Linked DNA regions of Homo sapiens: all the other regions are linked to region 1. The links are chromatin loops, found by intact Hi-C in ENCODE. Cell type or tissue: OCI-LY7. All regions are shown on one strand.

Region 1 (5,000 bases):
TCCTGACCACGCATCCTAACACGTGGCTGGCCTCCGAAAAGCCCCTCAGCATCACAGGCAGTGAGTGGTCCCTTCTGACCTCATGCCGCATGGTCCTGGCAGGGTCACTCGGCGGCCCCTCAATCCCTCTACACCTGGACGCTCCCAGAGCCGTCCTGCGTGGCCAGTGAGGCCAGCGGCCACACCCCGAGGGCCTGCGTCCCTGTATCTCACACGGGTCTGCAGGATGGTGACAACTGTGAATGACTCCACAGAAAAGCGAATGAAAAGATGTGCTTCTGGCCCGGAGCCCACCCGGAGTGCTGTGCGGTCACCGAAACCATCACGGCGCCAGGCGGCACTCACCACAGCCCTGATGTTTTGGTGCGTGCTCAGCACGCCCTTGGGCCTCCCCGTGGTCCCACTGGTGTAGATGATCATGGCGCCCTTGTTCCTCCATCCCTGCTCTGGGACCGGGACCTCTGCCGGTTCCTCTACTGCTCCAGTGTAGATGGCTGGTGTGAGCGGCAGCAGCGGGACCCCCAGCTTCCTGACCACCGGGCTCAGGAGCTCCAGGTACTCCTGGCTGGCAAGGACCACAGAGCTCTGGGAGTCGCAGATGACATACTCCAGCTGGGCCGCGGGATGCTTCCTGTAGAGGGGGACTGCCACACCGCCACTCATCCATGACGCCCACTGGGCCACGACGTAGGAGGCATCGTTAGCGCATAGGAAGGAGACCCTCTCCTCCCGGAGGTCCCCGCCGACACACCCGCAGAGCCTGCAGATCTCCTGGGACAGGCGAAGGCTGCGGGAATAAAGCTCCCTGTACGTGTGGCGGCCGTGCTGGTCAACCAGGGCGATTCTGTCCCCAAAGGCCAGGGCACGGGTGAACACCGGGGCGCTCCTGTCCGAGCGGGCCACTGGGGCTGTGTGCAGAAGACCACTTCCTCTGTGTCTCGCAGGCGCCAGCCGGCAGGACGCCAAGGCGCAGCCCAGGCGCCGGAAGGTGAGCACCACATGGGGCAGCATTGCACTGACAGGCGGCCGAGCTGGAGAAAGGCAAGGCACAGGACGTGAGTGCCCAACTGTCCCATCCAAACGTGGCCAAGACAGGATTTAAAACACCTCCCCAGTACCCAGCCAGGTACGCCTGCTGCACCTTCAGTCATGAGGCAGCGCACCAGACAGGCCACGTCCAGCCTTTCTCACCCACACTGCTGGAACGTTCCGTACGTGCCCAGCATCTCAGCTTTCTATTTCACTTCATGAGTTTAAGGATTCCCAAACCACACAAAATTCTAAACAATGAAATAAACTAGGTAAAACCAAGGAGAAGCATATAAAATTCAACACACTTAAGGTACATCTGAATAATGGGTTTTAGAATCCTGAGCCTGGAAAACCACCCGTGAGAGGGGGAAGTGCAGAGAAGAGCTCAGCACAGCCCCCGCTCACAACAGGCATGGCCTGGAGACCCCGCCCCCGGGGCAGACACGGCGCTGCCTCTCTCAGACCCTTCCCACACTGGTGCGCAGTGGAAATGTGGTGAGGTGCCAAGGTTCGTTTTTTTGAGACAGGGTCTTGCTGTGTCGCCCAGGCTGGAGTGTAGTGATGCAATCATGGCTCACTGCAGCCTCGACTTCCTGGGCTCATGCCATCCTGTGGCCTCAGCCTCCCGAGTAGCTGGGCCCACAAGCATGTGATACCACACCCAGCTTTTTTTTTTTTTTTTGGTAGAGACAAGGTCTCACTGTATTGCCCAGGCTGGTCCAAAGTCCTGGGGTTATGGCAGGTGTAAGCCATGCTTTTTTCCTTCTTTTCTTTTCTTTCTCTCTCTCCTCTCTCTCACCTTTTTTTCCTTTCTCTCTCTCTCTTTATTATCTATCTGGGATGGAGTCTCACCCGCTCTGTCTATCTATCTATCTATCTAAGATGCAGTCTTGGTCTGTCACCCAGGCTGGAGTACAGTAGTGTGATCTGGGCTCACTGTAACCTCCGCCTCCTGGGTTCAAGTGATTCTCCTGCCTCAGCCTCCTGACTAGCTGGGATTATAGGTGCGCACCACCATGCCTGGCTAATTTTTGTATTGTTAGTAGAGACGAGGGGTTCACCATGTTGACCAGACTGGTCTCCAACTCCTGACCTCCGGTGATCCACTCACCTTGGCCTCCCAAAGTGTTGAAATTACAGGTGTGAGCCACTGCACCCAGCCAAGCCAAGCTTTAAATCAGGCAATTCACAGAGCTAGAAAACGTGTTTTAGGTTGAACTATAATTCTCTCCTTTCCCCCCAAAAACTTAACTACTAAATAACAAATAAATCAGCAGGAAGCGAGGGCTCCCTGGGAGGGGTCGCGCGGGCCCGCCGTCCACTGGAATTCTTCATTCAGAGAAAGGAGACCGAGAAGAAGCCAGGGTGCCTCCGCCTGTGGGCCCAACGCTCCTGACGCGTGAGGGCTGGTCCAATTCTGCAACATGCATTCTGCAGCCAGAGGACACTGCCCACGGGACACCGCCCCAGGATGCGGACACAGGCCAGGGGCACAGCCCCCGCATTCCAGAGCGAGAAGAAGGGGTGGCACTCTCCACGAGGCTCCTGCATCCCTGGCCCTTTATAATCAAAGCTTTGCTCGACTCACAGTAAGAATAGGCTGGTCTGCCTCCCTTCCTGGGGGAAGCACCCTCTGGGCTCTGCTGCCACTGGGCACTCAGCGGCCCTCGGTCTGACAGCGTCCCAGGCCTGTGGCCGAAGCGTAGTCAAGTTGTCCGTTTGGTTTTCAGGGACTTTGAACAAGTATTATTTTGACAATGATGCTACCGTCTAATACACACATATTAGGTTAGGTTTCATCTCAGCATTTTGCCTCAACCACACTCTGTTCAGTAAACAAACAAGGCAACCACTTGTTCGCACACAGAAAAGCAAAGGAGGCCAAGTTCAAACTCACCCAGCTCCCGAGCCAGAGAGAGGAGGTAAGGGGAAGTTCGCAGTTCACAAGAGCGGCAGGCACAGCTGCTTCAGCAGGTGGAAGGGCACGATAAGGTGCAGGCAATGCAAATGCTCATCCTCCTGGGGCAGGCACCAGGCCTGGCGCTGGAACCCGGAAGGCCGGTGGGACACCTGTCAACGGGCATCTGTGCTGAGGTCCCAGGCTGTGTGTATAACGCTTCCCACAGGCACAACACTCAACACTCAATGGGGGAAGGGAAGCATGTTCATTTACAAGCTAAAGACAACATTATCAAATAAAGCTGTGAGCCTTATCTCCCGACAACGGGCAGCAGTGACCCCATGACCCTGTCGAGTCTCCTCCCACACACCACGCCCCCTCTGTGGGATCTGTGCCCATGTTCAGCAGGTTCTCTCTCTCCAGCACATCTCTTTCATTAACTTGTGAGGGGAAAGCTACTGTGTTATTGTCTGTGGTTTGTACTAAACAGTTTTGTTTTCTGCTCTTAGTTTGAAACCGTCACAACACTTCATAGTTGTCTAACAAAACAAACTTCATGACAATGAAAATTGTCAGAGCCAAAGTATGTTTTGTGCTTGAGACCCTCAACTACTGGCCTTGGTTTTTGCTTGTTTGATTTGGGTGTCTGGTTTCCCCACTAGCCTGGGGCTCTTTTGTTTTTTTTTTGAGACGGAGTCTCGCTCTGTCACCCAGGCTGGAGTGCAGTGGCACGATCTCGGCTCACTGCAAGCTCCGCCTCCCAGGTAGCCTGGGGCTCTTAATGAAGTCCCCTGTCCCAGCCAGCTGAGGGATCTCCTGCCTCTGGCCCAGGCAGGAGGAAAACGAGCCACGCAGGGCCCTGAACCTCAGCACAGCTCCGCGGGCTGCTTGGACGTCCTGTGTGAGTCTTCTCTGAATCCTACCAAACGGTCAGTCCTGCAGGCCACATCATCTCCTGACGCGAGGCACCCATGTTCTAGAAGCCCTCCACAGCTGTTCAGAGGCAGGGCAGTGGCTGGTCCGCCCACACACCTGGACTCTGCTACCATAGAGAAACCCAGAGAATGGCAAGAAAACAACTGGGCTTCACCAGACACAAGACACGAGATCGGCACGTGGGCTGTGCCAGCTTCAGAAAGCAGCAAACCAGGGCGGCCCCACCACGCTTCCTTCCTCACTTCCAACCGATCCTGCACTGCTTTACAGGTGTGAGGGCACAGAAACAAGGAGAATCCACACACAGAAAACCGACTGGGCACTGGGTGCTCTGGGTTACGGCCCCGAGGCCAGACTTCCGCTGCTGAGAGCCACAGGGAGTGCCTTGGGTGCTCGGAGCAGGGGACGGTGCTTTCTGGGGTGCTAAGGAGCGGAGCACTAGGACGGCCGGCGACACTCACTCAATATAGAAGGTGCCTGTCATTGTGTGTAGCTGTTTCTCAATATGACAGAAGCACATAAAAGGGGGATGACGGCTTCCCTCTAACTAAAGCTGCTGCTCAGAAAAGGTTTCTGCAGACCACAAAGAACCGAGTTCTGACAAAGCGAGTTCAAGCTCGTGCTGTGCACACGGTAACCACACGCTGAGCACACGCTAACCACACGCTGAGCACACACAGCACACACTACCAGAGCACAGCCCCCCTTTTGGCATTTCTACAAATTCCTGAGTCACCCCGCAGGGCGAAGCCACGGAAGAATAAGAGTGGATTCCCCACAAAACCCAGAGCTCAGCAGAGCTGGTGATGCTGACGTGCACAGCTGGGCTGGGCAAACTCAAAGTGCAGGCTGAGAAGAAACTGCTGTTCTCCTGCGCGGAATCCAGAGCGCTGCCTGTGGGTGGGCACTCCTGCCACCAGCCCCTGGGAGGTGACAGATGTGACTGGCCCCGTGTGACATGGTCCCAGCTCCCAGAGAGCCCACGCGCTATGAGGAGAGGCCACGGGCAGGAGGAACGGACGGGGGCCTGGTGGGGAGGCTTCCTATGGAGGGTGAGAAGGGCCTGGCCTAGCCAGAGTCGGCCGAGGGAAGGGGGGAGTCCTGGCACCTACAGCTGTGTTCACTCGGGGTG
Region 2 (5,000 bases), 160 kb after region 1:
AGGTGGTTTCCTTTTTTTTTTTTTTTTTTTTTTTGAGATGGAGTCTCGCTCTGTCACCCAGGCTGGAGTGCAGTGGCGTGATCTCGGCTCACTGCAAGCTCTGCCTCCCGGGTTCAGGCCATTCTCCTGCCTCAGCCTCCCGAGTAGCTGGGACTACAGGCACCTGCAACCACGCCCGGCTAATTTTTTGTATTTTTAGTAGAGACAGGGTTTCACTGTGTTAGCCAGGACGGTCTTGATCTCCTGACCTCATGATCCGCCGGCCTCGGCCTCCCAAAGTGCTGGGACTACAGGCGTGACCCACCGCACCCGGCCGTGGTGGTTTCTTTTAAGTGAATTGAGCTCCTGCCTCTACAGACAGCGACACACTGGGAGCTCCATGGGCACACCCTCGAGCTCCCTCCTCCACGGCTCTGCCCCCTCCCGAGCCCTGAGTGTGGCCCTCCGAGGTCCTGCTCGCCCGTGGTCTGTCTCCCGCACAGGTGACGCTGGCCTTGTCGGACAGACTGCAGACATCTTTCACATAGGGCTGGTAGTCTCCTCCTTAAATGTCCCCTCGAAATGCCCAGGAGCTGTGACTTGGCCGCATCCAGGGCAAGAAACCAGTTCTTGGATAAGGCAGCAGGAAGTCGGTGTGGCTGAGAGGCTCAGCCTCTCCACCTGTAAAATGGGCGTTCCGGGAGCATCCGCACAGCACGGGGGGAAATGCAGAGACGGTGCCCAGCTCTGTGCCAGCTACTGCCAGGACCATCTGACCACCCTGTGACCGCTGGGCTAGGCGTCAGGCTGACCCACTCACAGCACTAAAGGAAGCCCTCCTGCCTGCGATATCCCTTTCTTCTCTACCACGCCACCACAGCTCTCCTGAGTAGGGAGGAGGGGCTGCGGTGGGGCAGGTGCAGCGCCTGGGTTGTGGTGTCTGATGGCTGCAGTGGTATCTTCAGTGCCTTCAGGTCTGTCACTCCTCAAATGGTTGTGAGCACCCTGTGTAAGTCAGAGATGTTGCAACTGGTCACTTAACACCCGAAGCCTGCGGTCCAGAGAACCGAGACCACGGACGTGCCGCTGGTGCTGGGTGAGGGCTTCCGGCCCAGGTCCAGGCCAGCTTCTGCTCCCAGGCCCTGTGGGCAGCCACAGCTGCCGCAGGCATTGTTTAGCTCACAACCCGACTGACTTCAGGGTGGTTCGCTGCTGAATTCTCCCACCTGCCCCCACTCCCACGTTTATGTTGCTTTGTAAAATCTCTGAAACCTGGGGGCGTTTTAGGATTATCACCGGCAGAATGTTTTCCTTTCTTAGTGGCACACAAAATAATGGTGCATCTTAAAATCCACTGTGCCTCAGAGTCCATGAAGCCAGGGAGCCAGGATGGATAAATTTCGAGCATAAAATCGGTAACCTTAGGCAACACACCCACCGCATGGGGACTCGCACTGTACTGTGGGGTGGGCTCAGAACTCCCCCTCCATTCCACAAGGACTGGGCTGAGCCACATGGGCAAGCACCATGTTACGCACAGTCTGAAAACCTCCATTCCACAAGGACTGGGCTGAGCCACATGGGCAAGCACCATGTTACGCACAGTCTGAAAACCAGGAGAATGAAGGTGCTTGGCGTTTGTGTCACAATTTTCACGGAGTCTGGCTGGCTTCAGACAGCACTTCCCACAGCCAGGAGCTGGAGGAACTGGCTGGGCCACACTGCGGTTAGTGACCCAGCTGACCAGACCGCTGCCCAGGGGCTGCAGGAGGACATGGTGCTGTCCTCCCCCTCACGGAGCCCCCGTTCTGGGTTTCCGTCCCCTTCCTCTGCCAGCTCAGGTGGGTAGAGCCAAGTCCATGAGAGGGACGAGGGGTGGGGGGAAAAGGCCCGCGGCACAAAGCTGGAATGGGCCATGTTTCGCACGTTGCCATATTTTTATATTGGGGATTGGGGACCTCGGACCTTCACATGCAAAATTTATGCGAAATGAGAGGCAAACCAAGGCCCTGCTGCTCTGAAGGTCTGGCCTCTTGTGTCTCCTAATGGTGACCCCTGGGCCCCCCAGCCGCTTGTGTCTAAAGTAAGAGCACGTGTGCGTTGGGGCAGGAAACAGGGAAAAGGCGCCAATTTTACTAAAATGTACTAAGCAGGCAAATGCGCCAGACACGCCACAAAGTACTTTAGGGAAAGGCAAAGCGGGCGGGGGAGGGGGCCTGCCGGCAGAGAAAGTGCGGAGAGGGCAGAGCAGCGGCTCGGGGCGTTTCTGCAGGTGGACATGAAACGCACGATATGCAAATGAATGCAAAGTGTATGCAAATGACCTGGCCCCGGGACCCGCGGGAAGCGAGGGCTTCGCATCGGACCCGCCCGGGAGGCTGAGCGGGGGGAGCGCGACCCCTGCCGGCCACGCACGGAGGTGGCCCCGGGCCGGGCCAGGCGCCGCGCTGGGGGCGAGCGCGGGGCAGGGGGCGGGGGCGGCGGCCGAAGGAGCGACCTCCCCCCCAACTCCCCACCTCCCCACCCCCCCCACACCCCCCAACTCCCGTTCAGCCTCCCGCGCGGCCGCCAGAAGCCGCGGTTCTAAAGCTGCGAGGCCCGCGGCCGCCGACTGCTGCGAGGTGGGTGTGCGCGGCCTGCGGAGGGGGAGAGGGTGGGCGCAGGCGGGGGCCGCCCCCCAGAGCCGCGCCCCCTCCACGGCGCCCGCACCCCTCAACCTCTTCGCTCGCCCCCGCCTGCGCCTCCCCGCGCCGCCCCCCGCAGGAGGCGGCGCGCCCGTCGCCCCCTCCCCGCGCCCCTCTCCCCTCTCCCTGCTCCCGGCGCTCCGCACAGCCCCGGCCCCCACGGCCAGTTCTTAGGGCGCCGCCCCGGTGGCGGAGGCGTTGGGGGCGGCTCTCGGCGGCGGGGAGCCCCTCTCCAGGCCGGCGCCCCGGGGCGGAGCTGAGCGCCATGGGCGCCGGGCGGGAGGCAGGTGGCGCAGCGGCGGCGGCGGGGGGCAGGAGGCGGAGGCGGAGCGCGCGGGGCGGGGGCCGCGGGGCCCCGTGAGACTCTCGGGCGAGCGCGCGGCGTTGGAGCCACAGGCGCGGCGGCTGGACCCGGCGCGGGCCGCGGAGGCCGGAGACCGCCCCGGGCGGGGTGCGCGCTTTGTTCCCGCGCGGGGTGGCCGGAGCCGAGTCCCCGGCATGGCCCAGGCGGCCGCCCCGCGCGCCCCAGCCCCGCCGCGCGCCTGAGCCCGGTGCGGCGCCAGAAGACAGCGCGCAGCCGCCCCTGAGTCGTGGAGGCGGGGACCAAGCTGGAAGGAGCAGCGACTCCCGGACCGAGTCGCGAGTGTGCGCCGTCCGCCGCCCGCCGGATCCCCCGGACCCCCCGACCGTAAGTGCCGTGTCCGCCCCGCGCGCCGCCGCCGCTCTACCCCGACTCCGCCCGCGGCTGCCGTTCCCGGATCTGCGCCGCAGCCGCGCCGAGCGCACGGGCCGTTTTCAAAGTTGGTGCCCACGGCAGGGTGGAGCCAACCCGCCCAGCGCCCACCCATCCGGGCTGAGCGCAGCCCCCCGTGAGCAGAGCCTGACCTGCGGGGGCTGCGGCGAAACTTCGAGGGGAACGACGCGCCCGGGCGCTGGGAGTCTCGCGGGCTCCCCTGGGGCCGCCCGGTTTTCCTAACAAAGGCCCCGCGGCCCGCGTGACGGAGACCCGGGAGTGGGGAGGCCGAGGGCGGCCCTGGGAGAGGCAGAGGTGGCGGCGGCCGGTCTGGGGAGGGGGGTCCAGAGCTCCCTCCTGCTCCTCTCCCTCCTGCCCGGGTCCCCGGCGCTGCCCCGCAGGCTAAAGGTGGTCCGCGCTGGGGGTCCTGGACCCTGCCTGGCATGCGGTCCCTGGGGTCCTGACGGCCGCGGGCCTCGGCACAGCCGGGTGGCAGCGATGGCGCGCACAGCCTTTGGGAAGCGTCCATCTGTGTTGGGCAGGCCCCGAGCCAGGCTGTGGGAACAGCGGGGAGGGAGGTGTGAGCCTCTGTGGAGGGACAGATGGCTGGAAACGCAGCCCTAGACGGCTGACTTCACTTACGTGGAGCAGAAGGCGGCCAGGCTGGTGGCGGCGACTCAGAGCCGCTGGGCTCCGAACACACTGCGGGGCTGGCGCTCCCCCGCCCCTGCGTCCGCCCGTGTGTGCTGGGGCCGCGGCCGGGCTGTGCCCACCCCTCATTCACCCTGTGGGCTGAGGCCGGCTGACTTCAGGCCCATTCCAGGGCCCAGGAAGAAAAACCTTTCCCTTGAAAAGAGAGCACGTCGCGTGCTCCTGTGGGTGGGGGCTTGTCGGTAGCTGTCAGGCTTGTGGCCCCAGCCAGGGTGCGGCTTCTGTGCGTCCGGCCCGGGTGTGCGTTTCCTCTCCTGGACGAGGAACAGGAGGTTCCCAGGGCAGCCACCTCGGCGGACGGGTCGGCCGGGGATAAGGGGCGGGGGCCGGTTTTTCGGTACCTGGCATTGCCCTTCAAGTTTCTGAGAGGTTGGGGAAACTTCTTGAGGCTGGGACTCCACTGTGTCCCCCAGACCTGAAGGGGCGAGGGCTGGGCCTGAGCGCGTCCGACCCTCACCTGCCCCTGGCATCGCTTTCGCGGCAGGGGAGGAGGCAGGAAGGCCCAGCCCACAGTTCCTGGGCACGTTCTTCCGTGGAGGGCTGGCTCTGTGTGCCTCTGGGGTCGGGCTGTGTCCTTTGCCCCCGCTCCAGTCTGGGCGTTGGGAGTCAGATACTTCCACAGGGGCCAGACAGGCGGATGCTGTGCAAGCCGGAGCTGCCGGGAGGGTCCTGTTCTGTGCGGCCGACAGCACCGTGCCTGGAAAAGCCATGCTATTTGGGACCGTCCTGCTGGGCAAGCGGCCACTCTTCCACACTGAAAGGGAAACAGAAAGGAAGAAGCGCCCAGAGCAGGAGGAACAGATGTGGCCTCCACCCGAGATTGGGGCTCAGGGAGGGAAGAGAGTGTCGCATCAGGATCAGTCTTCCGGCAGGCTCCATCTCTCCTGGGATGT
Region 3 (5,000 bases), 130 kb after region 1:
GGGTGCTTGTAATCCCAGCTACTCGGGAGGCTGAGGCGGGAGAATCGTGTGAACCCAGGAGGCAGAGGTTGCAGTGAGCCAAGATTGCGCCCCTGCACTCCAGCCTGGATGACAGAGGGAGACCGTGTCTTTAAAAAAAAAGGAAAATTGAGTTGATGAAAACACGTCAGCCACATCACACCTGCGCACACCCACGGCCCAGCCCTCCCGGCCCGACCCCACCGCGTCGGCCTCCGGCACTCACAGCCCCGGCTGCCTGGCGGCTCCACAAGCCTCCCGAGCCCGTGCCTGTGCTATGCCCTCGCCGAGGAGCCCCCTCCCGACCGACCTCCTTCCCTCGGTGTTCCTCTCCTTCAATCTGTCACCCCATGAGAAAAACCAGCTGCCCCCTTACGTACTACTCATCCCCCGGCCCCCAGCGTCGGCTGCACGAGACAGGGGCTCTGGTGCCTGCTTGCAGCAGGGCCCTCAGCAGACGGTGCTGGCCCAGGAGGGTGCTGAGCCCTGGAAGGCGTGAGTCTATTCCATCTCCAGGCGAGGCGAGGCCTCCGTGCTCCTGGTCCTTCAGTTGTTACTTGGCTGTGTGCATCCTGCTGGTGCTGAGGCAGGGACTGGCTCCACAGTTTTCCCAGGAACTCAGGCCCTGTGGCCCCGGAGGGAAGGGGCAGACGGCAATCCCTTCCCGGCTTTCACCCGGCAACACTTCAAGGGCATCGCTGACCTCAGATGAGGACACAAATCAGAAAGGTCAGGAAACCAGCCGAGCTCACACAGCGGGGCTGGGGTGGGCCACGTCCTCCCAGGCTGTGCATCTCTGCCAGGGACCCTCCCAGAGGCAAGGCAGCTGAGGTCGCATCTCAGGAGAGGGACCCCACTGCACGCCCTGCTCTGAGACGAGAGCCGCGCCCTCAGCTGAGCCCCTCCGAACCCACCTCTCCGTCTCCTTGCTTCACCTGAGGAAGCCCCACGCAGGTGCTGCCTGACACCCGCGTCGCCGACCCCTGGATCAAGCACATCCTGACACCCAGCTGATCACACAGCAAGGCTGCCGGCTTGGGGCCGCCGCCACCGCCTCCTGGAGTGAAATCCTCTCTCGGCCCAGGACAGCTGCAGAGCAGCCGTTTCACTGGCAGCTTTTGGAGAGTGGGCCAACCCCTCCCCCAGGCCTGCCTCCCACTGACGTGAATTTCCATCAGCTTTTCCAGGCGCCCCCTTTGTGGAGACGAGGACTCCTGGGGTGAGGGCCCCAAGTGTGGCTTTCTCCCTGGGAGGAGTGGGGCCAGAAGGCATGCCCTCCTGAGAAGACATGGCAGAAGCCTCCAACAGCCACAGCTTCTGGGGCTCATTTTGGGAGGCCCCTGTGGAGGGGGATGGGGTGAACCCACAGCCTTGCAGAAGATCGGGGGCTCTGCCAAATCGCAACCCCCCAGGCCATGCTCACCCTAACTGGACCGGGTCCACGGTGCCCTCTAGTAGGGCCCACCGGGAGCCCCAGCACCTGCCCCCCGGCACCTGCCACTCGCACCCTGGCAGCCAAGCCTGGCCTGCTGCCCTGAGCCTGCAAGATGCAGCCCCACGGGCGGTGCTGAGGTCTGTGCGTCGTCAGGCCGGCCCCGCCCCCCTCTCCCTCGGCTCCCTGGTCTGTGAGGGGCAGTGGCTGGACCCGACCATGGTGGGAATGGAAACTGCTGTCCACCGGCCACGCTGACCCCAGCCTGTCTCCTGTTTGTAAAACGGGGTGGCGGCGAGCCCCTCCTGAAGGCTGGGGTGGGATTTGGTGAGGAAAGACCCTCTTCCTGGCACTCCTTCCCAAGGGGCCCCGCTCTTGCGACCCCCGCAGCTGGCCCTGCAGACACCAGGCCTCCCACCCCTGCCAAGGCCAGGAGGCACCAGCCGGGAGGGAGCCCAGTAGAGAAGGAACTGGAGAATTCACCCCACCCTGTGGGCTCCCGGAGCTTCCTCCTGAGCTCCCAAGTCCAGGTGTGTTTTGAGTGTCTAGAAAGTCCCGACTTCACAGACCTGAGGGGGACAGAGTGGGGGAGGGGACCTTGCAACCGTCCCTCCAGCCGTGTCCGCTGCAGCCCCTCACTCCAGATGGCGGTGACCCCGGCGGCATCCGGGCCAGGCTGCAGCCGAATCCCAGAGCCGGTGGAGCCAGCCTGACCCAGCCGACTGCTCACGAGAGGATGGGGGATTCCTCAAAACGGGGGCACCAGGCCGCACACTGGGGCTGGGTCTGCTGAGGGCTTGCTCTGGCTGGGCTCCCAGATTTAGAGAGCAGATCTTAGGCTCCTGGCCCCCGATTTGTGTGAGGCCTGCAGCGCTGCAGACCCTGGAGCTCAGAGGGGTTATGGTCCATGGGGGTCACATGGCACTCAGGTCCAGGGCCTCGCCACCCTGTCACTGCAAGTCACCCAATCAGCCCCCACCCGCTGACCGCACACCCCTCCGTGCCAGGCGCAGGGTGCAGAAATGAAAGAGGCGTCCCCGCTGGAGGGGCTCGGTGCAAACTGGACCCCGAAGCTTCTTGCCGCTTATTCCCAAGGGGGCCTGCAGTGGTGGGTGTTGTCCTGACACCCCCAGCCCCAGACAGACGGACTGACAGGCGGGGGACGGACAGCCGTCTCAGCTGCTTCTGCCCCTCCAACACGGCAGCATATTCTAGACCAAGGGTTGGGACCACGTGTTCTAAAAGGTCACCAGCAGGTGACAGAAGATGCCAGTCAGATCTGCCCTCATCTGCTCTCGGCCCCCAGGGGCTTCTCCCACCCCAGGTCCTCCTGAGACGCAGCTGAGGCTGGGCCTGGCTCTGTCCCCACTGCCAGGAGCCGTGAGGCTTGTCCTGCGGCCCCTCAGCTGGGGCTTCCTCGTCTGCAGTGCAAGGGGCCGTCCCCACCTGGGGGGCTCTCCGGGCGGCGGGTGGGAAGGGAGACAGCAGGCAGCCGCTTCCTGGCGAAACTGAAACTGCCAGGTGCTTCCCGCCCCTCCCTACTGAGCCCCTCCCCAGGGCCAGAGACAGCTGGGACGGGCAGTCCTGCGGCCAGGGCCCCTGGCAGTCCCCTGTGGTCCACCCTTATTCGGCCTCTCACCAGGGCGTGCCTCTCTGGGCCTATTTCCTCCAGGTGGGCCCCAGCATGGGCGGTATGGGGGGTTCCTCATCAAAGCCCTGTGGTCACATGGTCCCAACTCAGCCCCATGACCCGTCGAACCCACAGAATTTCAGTCACTTTAGTCATGGTGCGAAAAGAAGGATGCAGAAAGCTTAAAAGTTTATAAACTGAACATGTGTGAAAATGGTGACATTCTGGAGGCCACAGAGCGACCTCTCCTCTTTCCCTTCTACTTCCTACCTCTGGCTGCAAGGGAGGGTGGGCGCCTCCACACAGCTCACGCCGACCCCCGCTGGACGCGCTGCTCCGGGGCAGGGGGCGTCCTGAGTTCCCCGGTGCCCTGGACAGGAAGGGGCAGTGTGAGGGCTGAGCCGCGACGAGCCCCCAGGCAGTGTGCGCCTGACCCTCACCCCTGTGCTCTGTGGCTGATCTTTAACCCCCCAGGAGAAGCCAGGTCGCGGGAGCCACGCAGGGCAGCACGCCGTCCCCGTCCCCGGCCTGCTCCTTCCTTCCCTCTTCTTTATAGAAAGGAATTCCTGTAGGTCCAGTGTCCCCAGCCCGGAAGGCCACCCCACCTGGGGGCGGCGAGATGGGATCAAGGGGTTGGGGGGACCTAGCTCAGAGGCTTAGCCACCCCACACCCCACCACGGCTTCCTCATCGGTAAATGGGGCAATAGCAGTCCCCGTCTCCGGCACATCTGTGAAAACTGAACAGGTGGACGCATGGCAGCACTTAGGGTGTGGAAAGCCGTCCCCAGGCATCCTGCCCCGTCCCCGTCGCTCCCAGGCAGTGTGTCTCGCACAGTTACAGAAAAGGCATCGAATTCTCATTTTCCTTTGCAATTTCCTCTCTCGACACCTGCGAGGCTGACTGCATTGAGCATGGTGCTGCCTCGTGTCGGGGCCGAGTGGCACCTCGGGGGCTGGGGGGGTGGCATGGCGCTGCCTCGTGTCGGGGCCGAGTGGCACCTCGGGGGCTGGGGGGTGGCATGGTGCTGCCGCGTGTCGGGGCCGAGTGGCACCTCGGGGGTTGGGGGTTGGGGGTGGCACACACCAGCGCACTGTTCTCAGCTTCCCTATGGAGAGAGGTTGAGTGCGTCAATTTCCCGTGCTACAAACAATGCTTCAATCAAGGATGCTTTCCCTCGTCCCCTGGGGCCCACATGGTTTCTCCAAGGCAAACACAAGACATTGGCCACAGGGACTAGAGTGTGATACGAAGTTCTCATCCTGGGCTTCCAGAGTCCAGGGTGGGTGTGGGCCCTATCCCGGCTTCCTGGGGGAAATGAGCGCCTGGTCTCTGAGGGGCAGCAGTGGGCGTGCTGCATCCGACTTCCATCTGGGTGGCTCTGCAAGCCAGGCAGGGCCAGGGCACGGGAGTCACTGGAGACGCCCCCCACCCCAACCCACCCAGCTCGTGTTCAGAAAGGCCTCTGTCCAGCGCAGGTGTTGGTGATGGCAGGCAGTGGTTCTGGAGGTCAAGAGTGTCCATTGCTCCTGGAGGAATTCCTTGTTTGTGGAAACCAGGGCCGGCCTCCAAGGGAGGCTGGGAAGCTGGGCGCTGGGCAGGGCCTGGCACCGGGTGCTTCTACTGCTTCCACTACTGAGTTCATGGGAGGCCAGAGGTTGATTGGGCCTGGTCCTCGTCTGGACATGGGTTTGGTGGTCACCCCAGGTGGGATGAGGGTGTGGCAGGGGAGGTAGCCCAGCCATGCTGCACAGGTGGGAGAGGGGCCGGGAGGTCTGTGGACTCGCGATCCCCCGCTCTGCTCTCCTCTGTGGGCACTCACAGGGGCTGCCACCCCCCTACCCCGGCACAGGCCTCACTCCTGCCAAGGACCAGGGTAAAATGGCAGCCCTGTTAGCTGGCTGCTCTGGAGTCTGTCCCT

What was found. Peaks named below come from ENCODE experiments on the same cell type or tissue, not always from the same donor. Only the 100,000 strongest peaks of a DNase experiment are listed, where the experiment ranks them.
Region 2: it touches region 1 in a loop (4-fold over the local background); 20 of 110 quality-filtered maps call a loop at or near these places.
Region 3: a loop joins it to region 1, with 6 times the contacts of the local background. A loop is called at or near these places in 4 of 110 quality-filtered maps.

The regions. Positions count from the first base shown.
Region 1 is chr16:89,096,693-89,101,692 of GRCh38, reverse strand. It overlaps ACSF3 (acyl-CoA synthetase family member 3), which reads right to left. Exons shown (of 11, transcript NM_001243279.3): 2 at 2,930-3,102; 3 at 346-1,031. The coding sequence starts at 1,011. Among named protein-coding and RNA genes, the nearest start is that of ACSF3, 5.3 kb to the right of the region's middle. In OCI-LY7, no CTCF peak of the experiment used is centred here; DNase peaks (open chromatin) are centred at 3,042, 3,692, 4,012, 4,412 and 1 weaker place; H3K4me3 peaks cover 3,854 bases; H3K27ac peaks cover 3,971 bases.
Region 2 is chr16:88,939,371-88,944,370 of GRCh38, reverse strand. All of the region lies in intron 1 of CBFA2T3 (CBFA2/RUNX1 partner transcriptional co-repressor 3), which reads left to right. LOC107984871 (a long non-coding RNA gene) reads left to right here and starts at 4,268. Exons shown (of 2, transcript XR_001752305.3): 1 at 4,268-5,000. It overlaps LOC100129697 (a long non-coding RNA gene), which reads right to left. Exons shown (of 2, transcript NR_168285.1): 1 at 4,039-5,000. RefSeq lists silencers at 2,144-2,483, 2,744-3,093, 3,124-3,193, 3,304-3,483, 4,054-4,213 and an enhancer at 4,694-4,883. In OCI-LY7, a CTCF peak has its summit at 2,331 (motif pointing left); DNase peaks (open chromatin) are centred at 900, 2,320 and 2,950; H3K4me3 peaks cover 3,574 bases; H3K27ac peaks cover 1,209 bases.
Region 3 is chr16:88,966,259-88,971,258 of GRCh38, reverse strand. All of the region lies in intron 1 of CBFA2T3 (CBFA2/RUNX1 partner transcriptional co-repressor 3), which reads left to right. Among named protein-coding and RNA genes, the nearest start is that of CBFA2T3, 8.4 kb to the left of the region's middle. RefSeq lists enhancers at 1,391-2,246, 3,216-3,275 and a silencer at 3,506-3,555. In OCI-LY7, CTCF peaks have their summits at 2,497 and 2,697 (motif pointing right); DNase peaks (open chromatin) are centred at 348, 1,048, 2,858, 3,868 and 2 weaker places; H3K4me3 peaks cover 3,684 bases; H3K27ac peaks cover 4,439 bases.